2 separate regions of the Homo sapiens genome follow, and region 1 is linked to region 2. Evidence: chromatin loops called from intact Hi-C (ENCODE). Cell type or tissue: B cell. All regions are shown on one strand.

Region 1 (2,500 bases), 110 kb before region 2:
CCTAAGAATACCGTGTGTTCTGACAGAGCAGAAACACCACCAACAAAAAATGGGAAGAGGAGAGACAGGGAGACAGGAAAGAGAAAACACAAAGAATGGAATTCACTCACTGCCTGCTGTGGAGGCAATGAGTGGGTGTCAGAGGACCCCCTAATGCCAACACAGCAGGCCACGAGGGGGTACACAGGGAACCCAGGCCCAAGGAGCATGAGTGGGGTATGCAAGTCTATAGGAATGCACTAGGAAAAAAGCACCCATTTTCCTAATACCCCAATTTTTTTTTGTTTTCTGATAAGGAGTCTCGCTCTATTGCCAGGCTGGAGTGCAGTGGCACGATCTCAGCTCACTGCAACCTCCACCTCCTGGGTTCAAGCAATTCTCCTGCCTCAGCCTCCCGAGTAGCTGGGACTACAGGTGCGCGCCACCACGCCTGGCTAACTTTTGTATTTTTAGTAGAGACAGGGTTTTCACCATGTTGGCCAGGATGGTCTTGATCTCTTGACCTCATGATCTGCCCCCCTCGGCCTCCCAAAGTGCTGAGATTACAGGCGTGAGCCACAGCACCTGGACAATTTTTTTTTTTTTTTTTTGAAGCAGAGTCTAGCTCTGTCGCCCAGGCTGGAGTGCAGTGGCACAATCTCAGCTCGCTGCAACCTCCACCTCCCAGGTTCAAGCAATTCTCCTGCCTCAGCCTCCCAAGTAGCTAGGACTACAGGTATGCACCACCACACCTGGGCTAATTTTTGTATTTTTTAGTAGAGATGGGGTTTCACCATCTTGGCCAGGCTGGTCTTGAACTCTTGACCTCAGGTGATCTGCCTGCCTCAGCCTCCCAAAGTGCTGGGATTACAGGCATGAGCCACCACGCCCAGCCCCACAATTTTTTTTTTAAATAAAAAAGCAAAAAACCCCACAACACATTTTAAAAAAACCCAAAAAACAAAACAGTAAATAGAAAATACAGAAATTATAAAATAATGACAGGGTTGAGACCAACCACATAGTTATATCACTAAGTGTGAATGGGCTTAACTGACTGAAAAGAAGATTTTCAATTTGGCTCACAAAGCAAGCCTCAGGTTTGCTTCACACAAGAGAACGTCCTAAAACCAAGGCACTCAGAAAAAGGCTGGAAACAAAGGGCCAAGGACAAGGCTGTCTCGTCAGGCAAATGGGCCGAAGGAGAGCAGGGGCAGCAGTCACAACGCAGACAGAGCAGGACTTAGGCCGCAGGCACAAAGCACGACCAGAAGGTGGCCGCTTCTCAACACAAAAAGCCACAAGTAACTAAAAATATATAACAGGAATGTGCACCAAACAACACGGAAACAGGAGATGCAAGAAAACACAGAAACATATTAATAATAAGCCACAGAAGACAGGCCATGAGGACACAAAATAAGGATATACAGAAGACTAAACAACAGAATTAATGTATCATGGAGGTGTATACATATATGTATCTCCATATGTAAATACATACGTACATATATATACACACACACACAGTGAACTCTATACCAAGACCCAAGAAAATACACTTCTATCAAGTACACATGGAGGAGTTACAAAAGCTGACATACACTGGGCCTCAGAAAGTATCAATAGGTTTTGCAAAACAAAAGCAATATTCTCTGATCACAATGAAAAAAACCTGTAAATTATTAACAACAACAAAGTTTCTCCTCTTGGAAATTTAAAAGCTGCCTATTACACTATCGAGTGAAAGAAAAAAGACGCATGGAAATTACATAATTTCTTTTTTTTGGAGATGGAGTCTCGCTCTGTCTCCCAGGCTGGAGTGCAGCAGCACCATCTCAGCTCACCACAACCTTTGCCTCCCAAATTCAAGCGATTCTTCTGCCTCAGCCTCCACAGTAGCTGGGACTACAGGCACGTGCCACCACGTCCAGCTAATTTTTGTATTTTTAGTAGATACAGGGTTTCCGAACTCCTGACCTCAAGTGATCTGCCCGCCTCGGCCTCCCAAAGTGCTGGGATTACAGGCATGAGCCATAGCGCCCAGCCCAGAATTTCTTTAAAAAAAATAATGGAGGCTCGGCGTGGTGGCTCACGCCAGTAATCCCAGCACTTTGGGAGGCAGAGGCGGGTGGATCACCTGAGGTCAGGAGTTCAAGACCAGCCTGGCCAAGATGGTGAAACTCCGTCGCTACTAAAAATACAAAAATTAGCCAGGCGTGGTGGTGCATGCCTGTAATCCCAGCTACTCGGGAGGCTGAGACAGGAGAATTGCTTGAACCCAGGAGGCAGAGGTGGCAGTGAGCCGAGATCATGCCACTGCACTCCAATCTGGGCGACAGAGAGAGACTCCATCTCAAAAACAAAACAAACAAACAAACAAACAAAAAAGGAAAAATTATCTATCAGATTCCATGGGATATTGTTAAGAAAAAGATCAGAGGAAAGTTCCACGTGCTGAACACTTTTATCAATAAAAATGGAAGAAAAAACAAAATGAACTGAATTTCTAAATTAAAAA
Region 2 (2,500 bases):
GAGACTGTGTCTCTAAAAAAAAAAAAAAATTAGCCAGGTGTGATGGCGCATGCCTATAGTCCCAGCTACTCGGGAGGCTGAGGCACGATAGTCTCTTGAACCCAGGAAGTGAGGTTGTAGTGAGCTGAGATTGCACCACTGCACTCCAGCCTGGGCAACAGAGCAAGACTCTGTCTCAAAAAAAAAAAAAAACTATGGCAAGAGAAGACAAGCAAGTGAGCTACAAAGACAGACAATGATCAAGATGAAAGTTTGAAATGGAGATTTCTTAGGTTTCCAGGCACGACTATGTCTAGGACGTGATGCTAGGATGGGTCAATCTTGGAAGAAGAGGTCTCCAGAGAAATTTGCAACGTGCAACTGTCAGGCAAGATGTTAAGATAAATTCCCACCAATATTCTCCTACAACTGCTGATAACAGAATGCTTATCTAGAAGACAGCAATTCAGCCCCACTTCCCCTCTGGATGCAGAAAGCTGCAGGAGAGCCGTGCACTCTGAGCCCTGACCAGAGCCCTGACCAGAGACAGAGCAGGACAATTGATAAAATCCTATCTCTGGGCCATCAGAGAGCCGAAGTGACCAGGCTGCCGGAGGGAACTACACAACAAAGTGCAGCAGCCCCTCCAGGGAGAAGGGGACACACTTACTGTTTCACCTTTGACAGAGGAAGGAAAGTGGAAGGAGGCCATAAAAGTGGTTAGAAAAAAAAAAAACAGTTTAACTTTAAACAAATTCTGAAAGGTTGAGAGTGTCAAGTGTGGGAGTCTAACCCCTGGAAAGCCCCAAAACGAATGTTCCCACTCATTCCCAGGAGACCTGCACCCAAGTCTCCAGCTAATCCACTAGCAGAGAGGAAGGAAACATGCCTTTCTCCTTGTCCTGGAGAAAGGCGTGTGCCACACACAGGCCAGGACCAGCACAAGACACGGGGCCGGTCAGACCCCTGCAGATACAAGGCAGAGTCTGGCTGCCACCGGGCAGAGGTGGGCTCGCTGGGAAAGCTGCCCCCAAGGCCGTGAGCACAGAGCTGCCCAAGAGTCAGGCTAGAGGGGGGAACTGAGAAGATGCCACCATCGGAGACCTTGCCAAGGAGGAAGTAGAGAGAGACTCCCCTCTACAGGCCCACACGAGCACGCACAGTGCTAGAGACAGCCCAGCTGAGGCCAAATGCACTGACCTGGCCTCCCAGGTGCACAACAGGACACAGGAAACAACCTCAGCCTGATGCTCTCTGCACACTGTCTGGCATTTGACCAAACAGAACAAGAGAAACAGAAAGCAAGAACCAATAACGTTTAAGGAAGAGATGATAATACCAATTCTAACACAGTCTTCCAGAAAGGAGAAGAAACAGGAACACATTCTAACTCATTTTATGAGACCCCGAAGGCCACTGTAAGACAAGAGGCCTACAGACAGCCTTCATGAGCACAGATGCAAAAATCATTAACATAACTTTAGCAAATCAATCCAGCAACACATAAAAAGGATGTCCACAGAAGAAAAATAATGTTCATAGCAGCTTTTTTCAAAATAGCCCAAACGTGGGAACAACACAAACATCCATCAATTAATTGGTGAATGCATAAATTGGTTTATCTGTAAAATTACTCAATAAAAAAGAGAAACTACGGATGCATGCAACATTTTGGGTAACTCTCAAAAGCATTATGCAAGTTACAGAAGTATATGTGACACTCTGGAAAAAGCAAAACTGTAGGAACAAAAATCAGGTCAGGCCAGGCGCGGTGGCTCATGCCTATAATCCCAGCACTATGGAAGGCAGAGGCGGGCGGATCACGATCGAGACCATAATGGCCAACATGGTGAAACCCCATCTCTACCAAAAATACAAAAATTAGCTGGGCATGGTGGCGCGTGCCTGTAGTCCCAGCTACTGGGGAGGCTGAGGCAGAAGAATTGCTTGAACCCGGGAGGCGGAGGTTGCAGTGAGCCAAGATTGTGCCACTGCACTCCAGCCTGGGTGACAGAGCGAGACTCTGTCTCAAAAAAAAAAATTCAGGTGAGTGGTTACCAGAGGCTAGGACGGGGGAAGGGAAGTGACTACCAAGGGGAACAAGGGGATTTTATGGGGTGATGCAAATGTTCTGTAGCTTAGCTGTGGTAGTGAACATTTTTTAAGTAAAAAAAGAGTGAATCTTAATGGAAGGTAAATCATGTTATTTTTTTAAAGGCCAGCTCCAACAAAGAGGCTGACCTACAAAGCAACAGCTGGTCCGAATCCACAAACACAGGCCAACACTACACCTCTGCTGTTCCCAAGGTCACTGTTTCTGGTGAGGAGAGAATGGCTCATCTGACAAACTATCCATTACCAAGACAAGCCGGGGGCTGGGAAATGAGATCCTCCTCCAACGCAGGCAAGACGCACTGCAGGGAACCATAGGCACTTCCGCTGGCCTCTGGACCAGGGCAAACAGCAGAAGCCTGTTCCCAAGGGCAGAGGCAGGCTAAAATACAAGAGCAGGGCTGGAGTC

What was found. Hi-C counts contacts between places; a loop is a spot of excess contacts. Peaks named below come from ENCODE experiments on the same cell type or tissue, not always from the same donor. Only the 100,000 strongest peaks of a DNase experiment are listed, where the experiment ranks them.
Region 1: a loop joins it to region 2, with 13 times the contacts of the local background. A loop is called at or near these places in 1 of 110 quality-filtered maps.

What each region holds. Positions count from the first base shown.
Region 1 is chr4:2,711,195-2,713,694 of GRCh38, reverse strand. All of the region lies in intron 19 of FAM193A (family with sequence similarity 193 member A), which reads right to left. Among named protein-coding and RNA genes, the nearest start is that of TNIP2, 44 kb to the left of the region's middle. RefSeq lists an enhancer at 1,164-1,383. In B cell, no CTCF peak of the experiment used is centred here; a DNase peak (open chromatin) is centred at 1,239; H3K27ac peaks cover 359 bases.
Region 2 is chr4:2,597,432-2,599,931 of GRCh38, reverse strand. The region is part of intron 2 of FAM193A (family with sequence similarity 193 member A); the gene reads right to left. Among named protein-coding and RNA genes, the nearest start is that of FAM193A, 62 kb to the right of the region's middle. RefSeq lists enhancers at 1,325-2,277, 2,278-2,500. In B cell, CTCF peaks have their summits at 958 and 1,158 (motif pointing left); DNase peaks (open chromatin) are centred at 1,091 and 2,071; H3K4me3 peaks cover 692 bases; H3K27ac peaks cover 2,255 bases.